2 separate regions of the Homo sapiens genome follow, and region 2 is linked to region 1. The links are chromatin contacts, found by Hi-C or POLR2A ChIA-PET in ENCODE. All regions are on one chromosome and are shown on one strand. The core of a region is the stretch at or near the end of the contact, and the rest is flanking DNA. Distances in the headings are between cores, read along the strand shown. Region 1 overlaps SCAP (SREBF chaperone). Region 2 overlaps KLHL18 (kelch like family member 18).

Region 1 (6,560 bases), core at 445-2,944:
TCAGGTAGCTTAGGGGCATCAGGTGGGAAGATGGAGAAGGCAGGGTCCGGGTGGCTGGGGGGCAGCATGCCACTAGGCACGGGCATGGGAGCCAGGGCTCCCTCACCCAATGGGCTCTGTTCCGTCACCTGGGCAGCGAGGTAGTTGCGCAGCCCTGCTGGGTCTGTGTATACCAGGATGCCAATCCAGACAACGGTGCCAGCCTGCAGTGGGGCAGGGGGTACTCAGTGGGAGGAATGGGCCCCAACCCCCAGCAGCTTCAGCCCTCATGCTGAGAGGAAGCAGCACAGGGACCTCAGGCCTGGGGATGGAGAGAGGACACAGGCCCCACTGCGTCCTTTTCTCCTGCCTCTCCAAGTCCTCCTGCTAACACCTGCCAACACTTGCTGCTGGAGGGGCCTGCTTGCCTTTCCACAGTTAGGGGCTGAGTTTCTTGGCCTGGAAATACACTGAAGCACCCTGAGGTTTGACACAGAATGTCCCCACCCCTAAGCTCCACCTCAGCTGGAGCCAGAAAGCTGCTACCATTCCTACGGTCAGAGGGCCAGCAACCTGACCTGCTCCAGAGTCCCCCAGAGGTCCTAGTCCCAGGGGGCCTCAGCCTTCCTCCCATCTCAGTTCAGCTCCCTGGAAGAGGCACTGCTGCCCCAAGGCCAGCCCAGCCCGGCTGGTGAATGATTTTGCCCAGCACTTTCCAGTGTCTGCACACCATGCAGCGGCCGATGAACCCGACCCAGGGCAATGTGGTGGCCACAAGTGGGTCCATCCCAGAGCACTCAACTAACAGGCTCCTGTCCTGGGCCACTCTGGGGAGAGGATGGCTCCTGTACCTGAGAACCCTGGAGCTGCTTCTCCCACAGGCTTATCTCCTCAGAAGCCACTAGGGTCTGGGCAGGGAGGACACAACGGGCAACTCCCCAGAGCCAGGCTTCCAGGGGCCACCAGGGCCTGAGGAATACCCTTTGCCACTCTAAGGCCAAGTGCAGCACCACAAGGGGCCTGGAGCACCGGCCCTCCAGAAGAGGGCAGGGCAGGGCAGGGGTGGCAGGTACCATGATGAGGCGCTGTGCCAGGCGGGTGCGGGCCAGGAAGTAGACAACACGCAGCCTCTTGGGGAGCCGCAGGTTTCGGAAGGAAGACGGCTGCAACGTGATGGTGTGGGGTGTGGACGGCCTCACAGCCAGCTGCCGCTCGTAGCGCGTTGGCTGTCCCACTGGCTTGGCTGAGGGCAGGCAGGCCTCAGGGGGCAGTCGCTTGTTCAGGTCTGCTAGCTGTTGGGGGCACAGTGGTCAGGGCCTGAGTCCACCATCCAGAGGCTGCTCGCACAGGACCGCTGTCCTGCCCGAGGTCTACACCCTTCTCACCCAGGACTCCCTCAGTACAGCCAGGGCTGAGGAGGCGGGCAGGGCAGGGCTCAGCCCACTCCTACCTCCATCCGGCGAATGTCAATGGACAGGACAGTGGTGAAAAACAGCATCTGAAGGAAGAAGTCAGACACCAGCCCCACGACAGCAAAGAGACAGAACTCCTGGAATCAGAGCACATGGGGATGGGGGGGTGCCGTGACCTCACTGTCCCAGCCCAAGAGGAGCAGTACCCGGACTGCAGCCACCTCATAACCGGCAGGGCAGCAGCAGGCAGGGCACAGCAGAGATGAGAGATGCTGGTTGGTCCTCAGCTCACATACCAGCAGCAGCTCACCCCGTCTCCACCAGGGGGCAGAAGAAACCCTCACACTTTCTTCAGAAAGGGCTGAAAGGGAAGGGGAAGTACCTTCCCTGAATCTTCCGGTCCCTCTAGAGGGGACTGAAGGCCTGATCCAACCCGGAAACCTCTAAGCCCCACCAGCCTGCTCCCCAAAAAGTCCTTCCCCACTGAGCCCCCGCCCTGCTCATGCATCACCAACCCAGCTAGAGCCCAGGCCTGATTCAGGGGCTCTCAGAAAGGTTCCCAGCCAGCAACTGCCCCGGAACAATGAAGAGAGAGAGAGAGGGATTAATTCTCTAAAACTGAAAAAGGGTGAGCTCTCTGCTCCCCAAGCTCTGTCAGCAGACAAAATTTTCTGAGATGTCGGTGTTGAGACCTCTAGCACATCACCACAGTGCTACTCCGATCTGGGGTAAGACCATGGAGTGCAGATAGTGGCACAGTGGTTGTCTCAGCTCTAACGTCCCAAGACTGTACCCTATCCTGCAGATACTACTGTTTTTCCAGGAGAAGCAGCCCACAGCCCATCTGTTCTCTGCTCACCCCCATCCCTCAGCTGGCCTGCCAGCCCTGGGGGAAAGACGGGCGAGAAAAGATGGCATCCTCCCCTTCCTGCAACTCCTTCTGGAATGGCTGGCATCAGTCTGGGGTTCCAGCTCAGTGCAGGGCCACCTCCACCTCTGCTCACAGCCCACAGCTGAGTGAGGGCACTTTGCCAAGAGCAGGGTCACTCTGGGCAATGGGTGGTGGCCCTCCCACTGGTCAGGCCAGGCAAGGCCATGCGTCTGGCGACTGCGGCACAGGCCAGGGCCAAGGGAGGAGACCGGAGGAAGGGTCTAGGAACCCCACGGTGCTTCTCCCTCAAAAATGGGAAACAGGTGTGACAAACTGCACAGCCAGTCCCCAGCTCCTGCCATGCCCTTGCAGCCTCCTCCTGCCACTTGGCTGAAAGGGAAGCAGGCAGGGAGGGGTAGGAAGACAGGGTCAAGGGCAGAGTCTGCCTGGCTAGGTGCTCAATCTGGGAACCCAGCCAGGGTTTGCTGAGCACTTCTGAGCCAGGCATGCCAGGGGCCATCTGGGTGCTGTAGTGATCTGCTTGCCAGGCAAAGAGGTCCCACCTCAGAAGCAAGGATGCCTGTGCTGAAGAGGGGAGCACCCTGCCCATGGCTGCACAGCTGGGGAGCACAGCAGTTGCTTCCATGCTCATCCAGGTGGCAGGCCTTGGGGCCTTACCTGGATGGCGGGCACTAGGGTGAAGTAGCCGATGAGGATGATGCCCAGCTCCGTGGCCATGTTCTTCATGATGGACCAGCTCTCGCTGCTTAGGCCTGCAGAGGGCAGCAACAGGGCACAGGGCAACACATGGCCACTCTGCGACATGACTCACACAACCTCATGGGCCTCGGAGTGGCAGAGGCATGGCAAGGCCCCCCAGCCCTTTGAAGGAGCCATTCCACCAAAGCACCCCAACCCTCAGGGTCCTGCTAATGCCCAGACTTTAAGGGGCCATCACCACCACACAGCTGCTACGGGGAACGGGTGTTCACAGCCTGGAGGGTGCAGAGGAGAGCTATAATCATCAAAAGAGGGAAGAAGCAGAGTGTGGAGATGAGAAAATCCACAAGGAAAGCCAAGTGCCACCCACAACAACCACATCCAACCTCCGCATGTGGTTCTTGTCTGGTCTGCACGGGCCAGCATGACAGTGTGCCCATCAACCACATGGCAGAAGCACTCGGCGGGTAGAGGACCTGGCTGCGTTCTTCCTCAAGCCCCTTCCTGTAGTGAGCCCTGATCCCACGCTATCACACTGTCGCATGTCTAAGGCTCTGTGCTCTTACTGGGTAAGGACAATTTCGCCCCATCTCTTCCTAACTCCATATCCAGCACAGGGCCTGGCTTATCACAGAGGCTCACAGAGGTCTGGATGAATGGACGGCTGCCTACAGCCCCATTCCTCACAGACATGGGGTGACGAGGAAGAAGAGGCTCAAGTGACCAGGCCTCCAAGGCCAGGCTCTCCCTTTTCTCATTTTCCCTAGAACCCCAGATCCCCAGTTTCTACCAGCAGGGCCAGAGGGAGCTTTTCTGGCAGCCGTGAAGGCAGCGTCTCTGAAATGGCCAGCCCCCGGGGCTTGGGCCTAGTGTGCTGGAGTGAGGCAGTAAGAGAAAATACTAGGCGCTAAACTCCCCAGACAGAAAGCCACCACCAAACACAAGCCCCACCCACACTGAAGTGCAGTGGTGTGATCACGGCTCACTGCAGCTTTGACCTCCCAGGCTCAAGCAATCCTCCCACCTCAGCCTCTTGAGTAGGTGGGACCACAGGTGCATGCCAATATGCCCTGCTAATTTTTCTATCTTTTGTAGACATGGGGTTTCACCATGTTGCCCAGGCTGGTCTTGAACTCCTGGGCTCAAGTGATCCACCTGCCTCAGCCTCCCAAAGTGCTGGGATTACAGGTGTGAGCCATGGCACCCAGCCTGGTTTACTTTCTTACTGACACATGAACCAGGACGAAGTACAGTCCAATGGCCCCATGGCTCCCCAGGGCACACACTCAAGAGCTGCCAGGGCCCAGTGGCCCACTGCATATTATGCCGGAGGCAAGAGCAAGGGACATTTCAAGGGCTCTGTTTGCTCACAGAGCGTTAACAGCAAGAGGAACAGGCCCCATTCCAGCCCCTCCTGCAGCCCTCTGCCCAACTCTCCCACTGCGTTACCTTGGGCGATCCGCAGCTTCACCTCCAGGTCTACCGGGGTTGAGACCACAGACTTGGTGAGCACCAACACATTCTCTAACCCAATAACCACCACAAGGTAGGGGAAAATCTCGCTGGGGACAGAGAAGGAGAAGGTGAGGACAGTGTTGTGGTGGTTCCCAACAGACTGGGGCCCTCAGGAAGGCTGTGGGGTTTCCAGCCTGTCATGGGGGCTGCTGAGTGACTCCCACAGGTGCTGGGCAGAAACCCTCCCTTGTCCACCTCACCCAACAAGACCTGCATCTACACAGCACTCAGCTTTCAGGCAGGCTCCAGAGCCTTGCAGAGGGGCCAGCAGCCATCCTGTCTCTAGCCATCCAGCACAGGAGGGCTGGAAGAGGCCCCTCAGGGAGAGCTGTGCAGCGCCACTGCTAGACCACACTTCTGCTGGCCCTTCCCAGGAGAAGACTGCTGGCTAAAGACAATGACTGCTGCCAAGACCCACACCAGTAACTCTGGGTGGACCCATCACAGCTAAATGCAAGGAGATGAAACCATCCTGAAGGCCCACTCACCTTTGTTGAGAAGCTGTGTGTGGAGAAGAACGACTGTTCCTACACAAAGCTCTACCAGCTATCTGAGCCCACTGTCCCACACTCCCCGCAGCAAACCCTAAGAAAGTCTATGTGCGAGGAACGCCAGCCAAGTTATACCTTGCAGGACCTCTGCTTTGGAGCCGAAGGAAGGGAGGGCCCTGTGAAGGGTATGGCAGACGGTATGGGGGAGGGTGGTGTTTAACAGTGTCAAGCTCAGGAAAGGGAGCAGGTATCTAAGAGCAACGAAACTACCAGAAACAAAATACGACGTCGCTTTTCATACGACCAGCCTGATGGGCCAAAGTGGTGGACAGGCCAATCCATAATCCATTAATAACCATTAATAGACAGGCAGGCGGGCCTAGCCAGAGCCAAGATCAAAGCCTGAGGACAAGCCGAGGGAAGGGCTTCCAGACTAAGGTTCAGAGAGGAGTGGCAAGGGGAAAGTAAACATCAGTGAAAAAGGCGACAAATTACAGTGTGCTCATATCTTCCAAAGAGCTTCCTCTAAAATGACCTATTTCATTAGGCATTTAAATGTTCTAATCATGAAAAAAAAAATGTTCTCTTCTCTATCTCACACCTCCAGTGGCTTAAGCCATCAAGCTGCAGTGTGTGTGTGGTGTGTGTATATAGAATACATAAACACAGACACACAAATCCGACTACACACATGCAATACATACTCATGTATACACAAACATACCAACACACACCCCTTATATACACACCCAGCCCACAAATATGCACTTTTGTACATATGGACACTCACTATAGCTAGATATGCTATATACAAACACAAGTATGAATACAAGCCAGACAAAGAAGAGGAAGAAAATGTACCTCTTAAATGTCAAAAACAACAATGTGAAGACGTGAGGTCACAGCAAAGTCCAGGGAAGGCCAAGAACCCAGAAGTGCAAGGCTCTCTGGCCTGAGCCCACCCTGTGGCCCAGTGGAGCCTGCTAGGGACCTACCCGCCATTGAGGGTGGGCGTCAGGCCGAAGAGTGTGCAGAGTCCCACAGACATGAGCAGCGAGCTGAGCACTGTGACCACGGCAGCCAGGGCCAGCCCCCACTTGGACTTGACCATGTCGATCTTCCCTGGAGGGCAGAGAGGGCGTATCAGGGCGGCCCCTCCCCCAGCCCCCGGCCCACTGGGGCTCCCGGGAGTAGGTTGCCCTGACAGTCGAGGAAGGGAAAACTCCTGGTTTCACCAAAGGAAAGGGACAGGCACAAGCACTTCCCAGTGTCATGGACACAGTACACCTTTTAGGAACCCTAACCCAGGAAGGGGCTGAAAGTGGGAAGAGCCCCGGCCCCACCCAAGCTCCTAAGACCCTGCTGGGGGACAAAGCCCTAGCTCTGATGACCACCAGGTGTGTTCTATCTCTCTACCCCAAGCCACCTCCAGAGCCAGGGAAGCAGGTGACATGGAAATGCCCGTTTAGCTTGGAGAAAGCCCTCAGCCTCCCTGCCATGAACCTACGCGTGGAGAAGTAGATGTAGGCAAACAAGATGATGTAGGTGGTCACAAGGGGGATGAGCTCAGCG
Region 2 (6,400 bases), core at 3,747-6,246, 97 kb before region 1:
CTGCTAGTTGTTGTTTTTTCTTTTGTAATAAACCTCATAGAACAACTCTAAGAAATTTGAGCAGAGGCTGGGTGCGGTGGCTCACGCCTGTTTAATCCAATGATTCGATCTTCCAACCTCAATCCTTGGATAAATATGACACAAAGAGATGACCATCAGATAGTGAGATTCCCTGGCTTTTCACTAATGTGGAACCTGATAAAAAGGAAAAAAGGACTGTTTTGCTCTTCCTGGAGAATAGAAAGTTCTTAAGTGGAAATGTTTATATAGCTTGGAGCTATAAATGGCTTATTGAAGGGAAGAGCCTTTTGGCAGATAGTTGGAAAACACTTTATAGAATTCCTCAGGCTAAGGGTGTGTCAGTGAGGATTTGACACTCATTGGAGGAAGAGTTGGCCTCTGTCCCTGCTAGCCATACAGAGCAGCAGCCAGTCCACAACACCAGTGTATCTCCTCATGCCCCTGCCTCCGGCCCAGTCACTACATATTTACTCTTCTTGAGGAGCATACTGTTAGGAGCACCAGCATTCTTGGACCATTTGTCTAGTCCATCTGCCTGAGGTTGGGATAAAGTGTTACAGGAATCAGGTATTTGAGTTGGTGGAGTAGCTGAAAGGGGTGCATTGGAGACTACCATATAAGTAAAAACGATTACATGAAACCATTCAGGCTTAAATTTTTTAGCTGTTTTAACGCTTCATTAAAATGTATTGTTTACATTCTTCTACTGTAACTGAGTATATTGCATTTAAAATACTTCAGGGTCATCATGCTAAGCCTTGGCCTCCATGCCCTGGGATGCCTTCACCGCCTTTGCAGTGGGCAGTGGGGTATGCTGTGGAGCCGGGCGGAGGGGCAGGGTGGGTTTTTTTGTTTGTTTGTTTTTGTTTTGCATTCCTCAATATCTGTCTTTGTATTTTACTTTGCCCACAGATTGGGGACCACAAATTCAGTGCCCACCGGATTGTCTTAGCAGCCTCGATCCCGTATTTCCATGCTATGTTTACAAATGACATGATGGAGTGCAAGCAGGATGAGATTGTAATGCAAGGAATGGACCCAAGGTACTGAATCCCACCATTAGGTTTCGCAGGCTGCTTTCCAAGTGCAGTTTCAGCCTGTGCACGGTTCCGTTGAGGACCTGCAGCAGGACACAGTGTCTAATAGCCTAGCTCTACACAAATAATAAGTGATTAATAAGCAGATTAGAACCTGGGCCAGTGGTCTGAGATAGGGTTAAAATGAAGGGAGTTTTGATGGGGCTGTTTTTACCTTACTATAAGAGAAATACATTTAATAGGACCTAGACTCCATGATTTTTTTTTTTTTTTTTGACTGGGGCTGGGTTTAAGAGTGGTGGTATATTATTCTCTGCACTTTTCTGGGCTAGTCATTTTAGCTGACAAAACAGTTCTTCAAATAAGTGTCTTCATTTACATCCCTTCTTATCAGTCTAGAACAGTGTTGTCCACTGGAGGTTTCTGCAGTGATGCAAATGTTCTTTCTATTTGTATTGCCCAAAATGGTAGCCACTAGACACAGATGGCTATTGAGCACTCGAAATACGACTAGTGGGACTGAAGAACTGAATTTTAAATTTTGTTTAATTTTAATCAATTTAATTTTAAAGTTAAATAGTCACATGTGGCTAATGGCTACTATATTAGACAACACAGGTTTAGAAGGTGGCAGATCTTATGGTTATTTCATGGTTCAGAAAATTGAAGCTCAAGGAGATCAAGCCCAAGGTTATCCCCTTAGCTGGTAGTCAGTTATTGCCCAACCTCTTAATCTGACAGTGGTGACAACTAGGGGGAAAAGAGCTAGGAGACTGTGTGTTACCCTCTAGATGATCAAAGTGCCCCAATACCGGAAGAGGATTTATATACCCATGGCAAGGTAGAAATCTCAGGTCAGGCCAGGCAAGGTGGCTCACACCTGAAATCCAAACAATTTGGGAGGTCAAGGCGGGAGGATTGCTTGAGGCTAGGAGTTCAAGACCAGCCTGGACAACATAAACCACATCTTTATAAAAAAAAATTGTTTTTAATTAGCTGGGCATGGTGGTGCACACCTGTAGTCTCAGCTACTTAGAAAGCTGAGGTAGGAGGTGAGCCGAGGAAGTCAAGGCTGCCGCGAGCTGTGATCACACCACTACACTCCAGCCTGGGCAACAGAGTGAGACCTTGACTCTTGAAAAAGAAAGAAAGAAATCTTAGGCCAGTTACTTATGAGGAAAGACGTAGAAGTAAGGTGTCCAAGGGCAGTTGTGCCCTCCTATTCTCTGAGGTGTGTGTCTGAAGGAGGCATGCTCGTCCCATGAATAGTCCAGGGGCTTCATTTAACAGAGATTGCCTGAACATCCATGATGAGCACAGCTCTATCAAATATCTGAGGTATAGCAGTGAGAAAACAGCACCTCTTCTCATTCTGCCAACCTTTTTTTTGGGGGGAGTGGAGGGGGAGGCAATGGAGTCTCACTCTTGGCACCCAGGCTGGAGTGCAGTGGTGTGATCTGGGCTCACTGCAACCTCCACCTCCCAGGTTCAAGCAGTTCTACTGCCTCAGCCTCCCATGAGTAGCTAGGATTACAGGCACCTGCCGTTTTTTTTTTTTGTTTTGTTTTGTTTTGTTTTTTTTTTTTTGAGATGGAATCTCACTCTGTCGCCCAGGCTAGAATGCAATGACATGATCTCTGTTCACTGCAACAACCTCCGCCTCTTGGATTCAAGCGATTCTTCTCCCTCAGCCTCTCAAGTAGCTGGGACTACAGGCTCATGCCACCACGCCCGGCTAATTTTTGTATTTTTAGTAGACACAGGGTTTTGCCATGTTGGTTAGGCTGGTCTCGAGCTCCTGACCTCAGGTGATCCGCCCGCCTCGGCCTCTTAAAGTGCTGGGATTACAGGCGTGAGCCACTGCGCCCGGCTTCTGCCAGCTTTCTAGTAGTGATTTGGCAGTCACCAAATACATGCATGGTATGGCTAAGAGTGAAAGTGATATGAGAAAAGTAAAGCAGAGTAAAGGCTAGTGAAGGATGGTGGAGTCTGTGCTATTTTCAGGTGATCAGGGAAGGCACCTGTCATGGGGTGGCATTTGAGCTGAGACATCTTAATTGAAGTGAGGGAATGAGCCATCTGGGGGAAGAGCCCTCCAAACAGGGAGCAGTCATTGCAAAGGCCCTGAGGTAAGAATATGTCCAGAATGTTGGAATCAAGTAAGAAAGGGAGAAAGTGGAGGTGAGGAGGATAGATAGATGGAGAGGGACCAGAGCACATACAGCCTTATAGCTGGAATTTGGATTTCATTTTCAGTGTGAATTGAAAGCAGAAAAAATGTCAGAAATCTCATTCTAGAAATTTACCCCAAAGAAATAATTCAAAAACGTTCTAACAGCAATAAGATGGTAATGGCTATTATGCTTACCAATAAAGGAAATAAATGATAGCATATTTGCATGTTGAAATATTATATAGCAGCCACTAAAAACAATAAACATGAAGACAGTGTACCAACATGGGAAAGGCTTGATAAGTATTTTATGATTATATCCATATAATTCATGCATGTTGGCGATCAAGGACTAAAAATGAATGTAGAAAAATGACCGCTGTTGACTTTTTCAGTAGTGAAATTGTAGGTGATTGTGTTCTCTTTTTTAGAATTTTCTGTAGGGCAATGAAGACAACTTGGTAGAATGAGTTTTAGGCTGTGGTGAAGTAGTTACTCCATTAGATAGATTCTCAAAGGGCCTGGGCTAAGTAATGTCAGTTCAGTTAGGGCCTGAGTCTCCCGTGGGCCAAGACTCGTCTCTGAAAGCACCTCACAGCTTTCCCTCTTTCCTCTAGTGCCCTGGAGGCTCTGATCAACTTTGCCTACAACGGCAACCTTGCCATTGACCAGCAAAATGTCCAGTCATTGCTGATGGGGGCGAGCTTCCTGCAGCTGCAGAGCATCAAAGACGCCTGCTGCACATTCCTTCGAGAACGGTGAGGTGATGTGGTGGGCCTGGTGGAGAACATGACTATTTCATTTCTGGAATCTTCTGCCAGTTTGCTGAGTTCTTGGGACCATATATAGGTTTATGAAGGGAGTGAGCTGGAAAGGTTATTCTGCAGCACTTACATTTCTTGAAATCAGTTTGTAGCAGTGCCCACTTCTTTGAGATGAATTTTTTCAGAACATGATTTACATAGTCCAGCCTGCCCTTTCCCTTGGCTTGACATGTACATCTTCTGTTCCTCCCCCTCCGATCTCACCAGCCACTAATTTAGCTGATTTCTCACCAAACTGATTTGTGCAGTGCTCCTCTACTGTTCCATAGCCATCTCCATCTTTGTTTAGGTACTTTGCTCTCTGAATTTCTTTTCTTTTCTTTTTTTTTTTCAAGACAGGATCTTGCTCTGTCACCCAGGCTGGAGTGCAGTGGTATGATCTCGCCTCACTGCAACCTCTGCCTCCCATGTTCCAGCAATCCTCCCACCTCAGCCTCCCGAGTAGCTGGAACTACAGGCACGTGCCACCACACCTGGCTAATTTTTGTAATTTTTTTGGTAGAGATGTGGTTTTGCCATGTTGCCCAGGCTGGTCTCAAACTCTGCCCACCTTGGTCTCCCAAAGTGCTTGGATTACAGGCATAAGCCACTGCTCCCAGCCCTCTTTGAATTTCTTGACCTTCCTTTTCATACTTCAGTTATTTAAGAGCCTACCCAAATTTCACTTACTGGAATTCTCTATCCTCCTTAGTCCATTGGGAACTATCATTGTATGCACTTTTATGGTTGGGACCATGGATTATACCCCCACCTATTTCCAGTGCTTGGCAGTAGGCCTCGTGGGTCTCCTGTGACCTTCTGCCTGAGCAGTTAAGAAGGCTCTCCCTCCCCCTCAAGAGCCAGAGCTCTTAGTCATAAGGTAAAGGCCTTTTAACCAGCAGAGGCTTGGGGATGTGGGTTAGTGCTGGGCCACAGACAGGCAGGAGGACCCCAAACAGCACCCCTGTGTCTATGGTGCTTCACACACCCAGCCTTCACCTGAGCCTACTCTGATCACTAGGTATCTGGTCTGTCAGCATTCCTCCTGACTCAGATCTGCCCTCCGAACCTCATCCCCTCATGGAGCTGACCTCCCCTCCCCTATTCTCACTCCACCTATCCAGTTCAGTTAGCAGCTTATGGACCACACCCGCTGTCTGTTCATATCCTGCCCACACGGTGCTCATGGTCATCACACTGAGTACTGCTGTGTGTACAGCTAATCAAATAACCGTGGTAATGATGCCTAAGATTTAGTGGGGAGCTCATCTGCTGAACACTGGGTAAAGGGTTTCATCCTGAGGTAAGTGGTGCTGTTCGCAGTTTTATAAAGACCTTGTAGTAAGAGTAAAGCTGCGGAACCAACCTTGTCCCTGCTGTGGGATGCCTTCTGGGGCAGGCCAGAGGGTGCATATGGAGATGTGAGGAGCACACACTATCTTTCCTGCTCGTTTGTGAGCTTTTTAAGACACAGACTGGACTTAGTTCACCTCTTTTTCCCACAGAACTTGGAAAATGACTTCCTTTTTTCTTTTTCTTTCTTTCTTTTTTTTTTTTTTTTTTTTTTTTTTCTGTAAGGTAGAGCCCCAGGCTTGGAGGCCTTGGGCTTTACCACTGCTGAAATGACTCTGTGGCTAAGTAGGATTAATCCTGGAAAGGATTGTTGACGAGCCTCGAATCTTCACCAATGGACAACAGCTCCACCTAGGGGGCTTTTGAGATTGTCACTGTCAACACTGGATCCAGGCTATGTTGTAAAGTACTGTTATCTAAAAGTTGCTTAGAAAAGTGATTTTTAGGCCAGATGAGGTGGTTCATGCTGTAATCCCAGCATTTTGGGAGGCCAAGGCAGGAGGATTGCTTGAGGTTAGGATTTCCAGACCAGCCTGTATGGCAGAGCAAGACCCTGTCTCTACAAAAAAAAAATTTTTTTAATTAGTCAAGTGCAGTGGCTCACATCTATAGTCCCAGCTACTGGAGAGGCTAAGGTGGGAGAACTGCTTGAACCAGGAGCCCAAGGCTGCAGTGAGTTACAATCACCTTACTCCAGCTTGGGCAACTGAGCAAGACTCTGTCTCTAAAAACTAAAAAGAAAAAAGAAAAGTCATTTTTAGGCCAGTGCAGGTTTGCATGCACCAGTAGCATTTTAGGAATAAGTACTTACGCATAAACCTGATGTTTTGAGCCTATCTTTGACATTTTTTCATTCAGCCCTTCAGGACCCTTTCTGAGACCTAAACCTATACCTCTCCTGTTTCCTGCCACAGACTCCAGAGCCATGGCCTGCTTTCTGTTTTCTCACCAGTAGTTCCTATTATTGTCTCTGTTCCTTGGAATGATTCTCCCTGAGCCTCGCTACAGAATGT

What was found. A loop is a pair of places that touch in the nucleus more often than their neighbours do. ChIA-PET counts read pairs that join two places held with the same protein, here RNA polymerase II (POLR2A). Pooled maps may share reads with other maps.
Region 2: a pooled map shows a loop between it and region 1 (2.2-fold over the local background). The contact joins two enhancer-like sites. A Hi-C loop is called at or near these places in 1 of 50 pooled maps. POLR2A ChIA-PET finds 5 or more read pairs at or near these places in 2 of 52 experiments (CD4-positive, alpha-beta T cell and activated CD4-positive, alpha-beta T cell).

The regions. Positions count from the first base shown.
Region 1 is chr3:47,419,502-47,426,061 of GRCh38, forward strand. SCAP (SREBF chaperone) reads right to left here. Exons shown (of 23, transcript NM_012235.4): 7 at 6,496-6,560; 8 at 5,984-6,110; 9 at 4,432-4,544; 10 at 2,941-3,035; 11 at 1,430-1,528; 12 at 1,053-1,271; 13 at 1-203. Among named protein-coding and RNA genes, the nearest start is that of PTPN23-DT, 41 kb to the left of the region's middle. RefSeq lists an enhancer at 2,011-2,060. Within about 2 kb of position 1,695, at least 22 of the 41 ENCODE cell types and tissues checked have a DNase peak (open chromatin) inside an H3K27ac peak, as active enhancers do.
Region 2 is chr3:47,318,720-47,325,119 of GRCh38, forward strand. It overlaps KLHL18 (kelch like family member 18), which reads left to right. Exons shown (of 10, transcript NM_025010.5): 2 at 934-1,064; 3 at 3,849-3,989. Among named protein-coding and RNA genes, the nearest start is that of KLHL18, 39 kb to the left of the region's middle. RefSeq lists a silencer at 5,000-5,294. Within about 2 kb of position 4,997, at least 5 of the 41 ENCODE cell types and tissues checked have a DNase peak (open chromatin) inside an H3K27ac peak, as active enhancers do.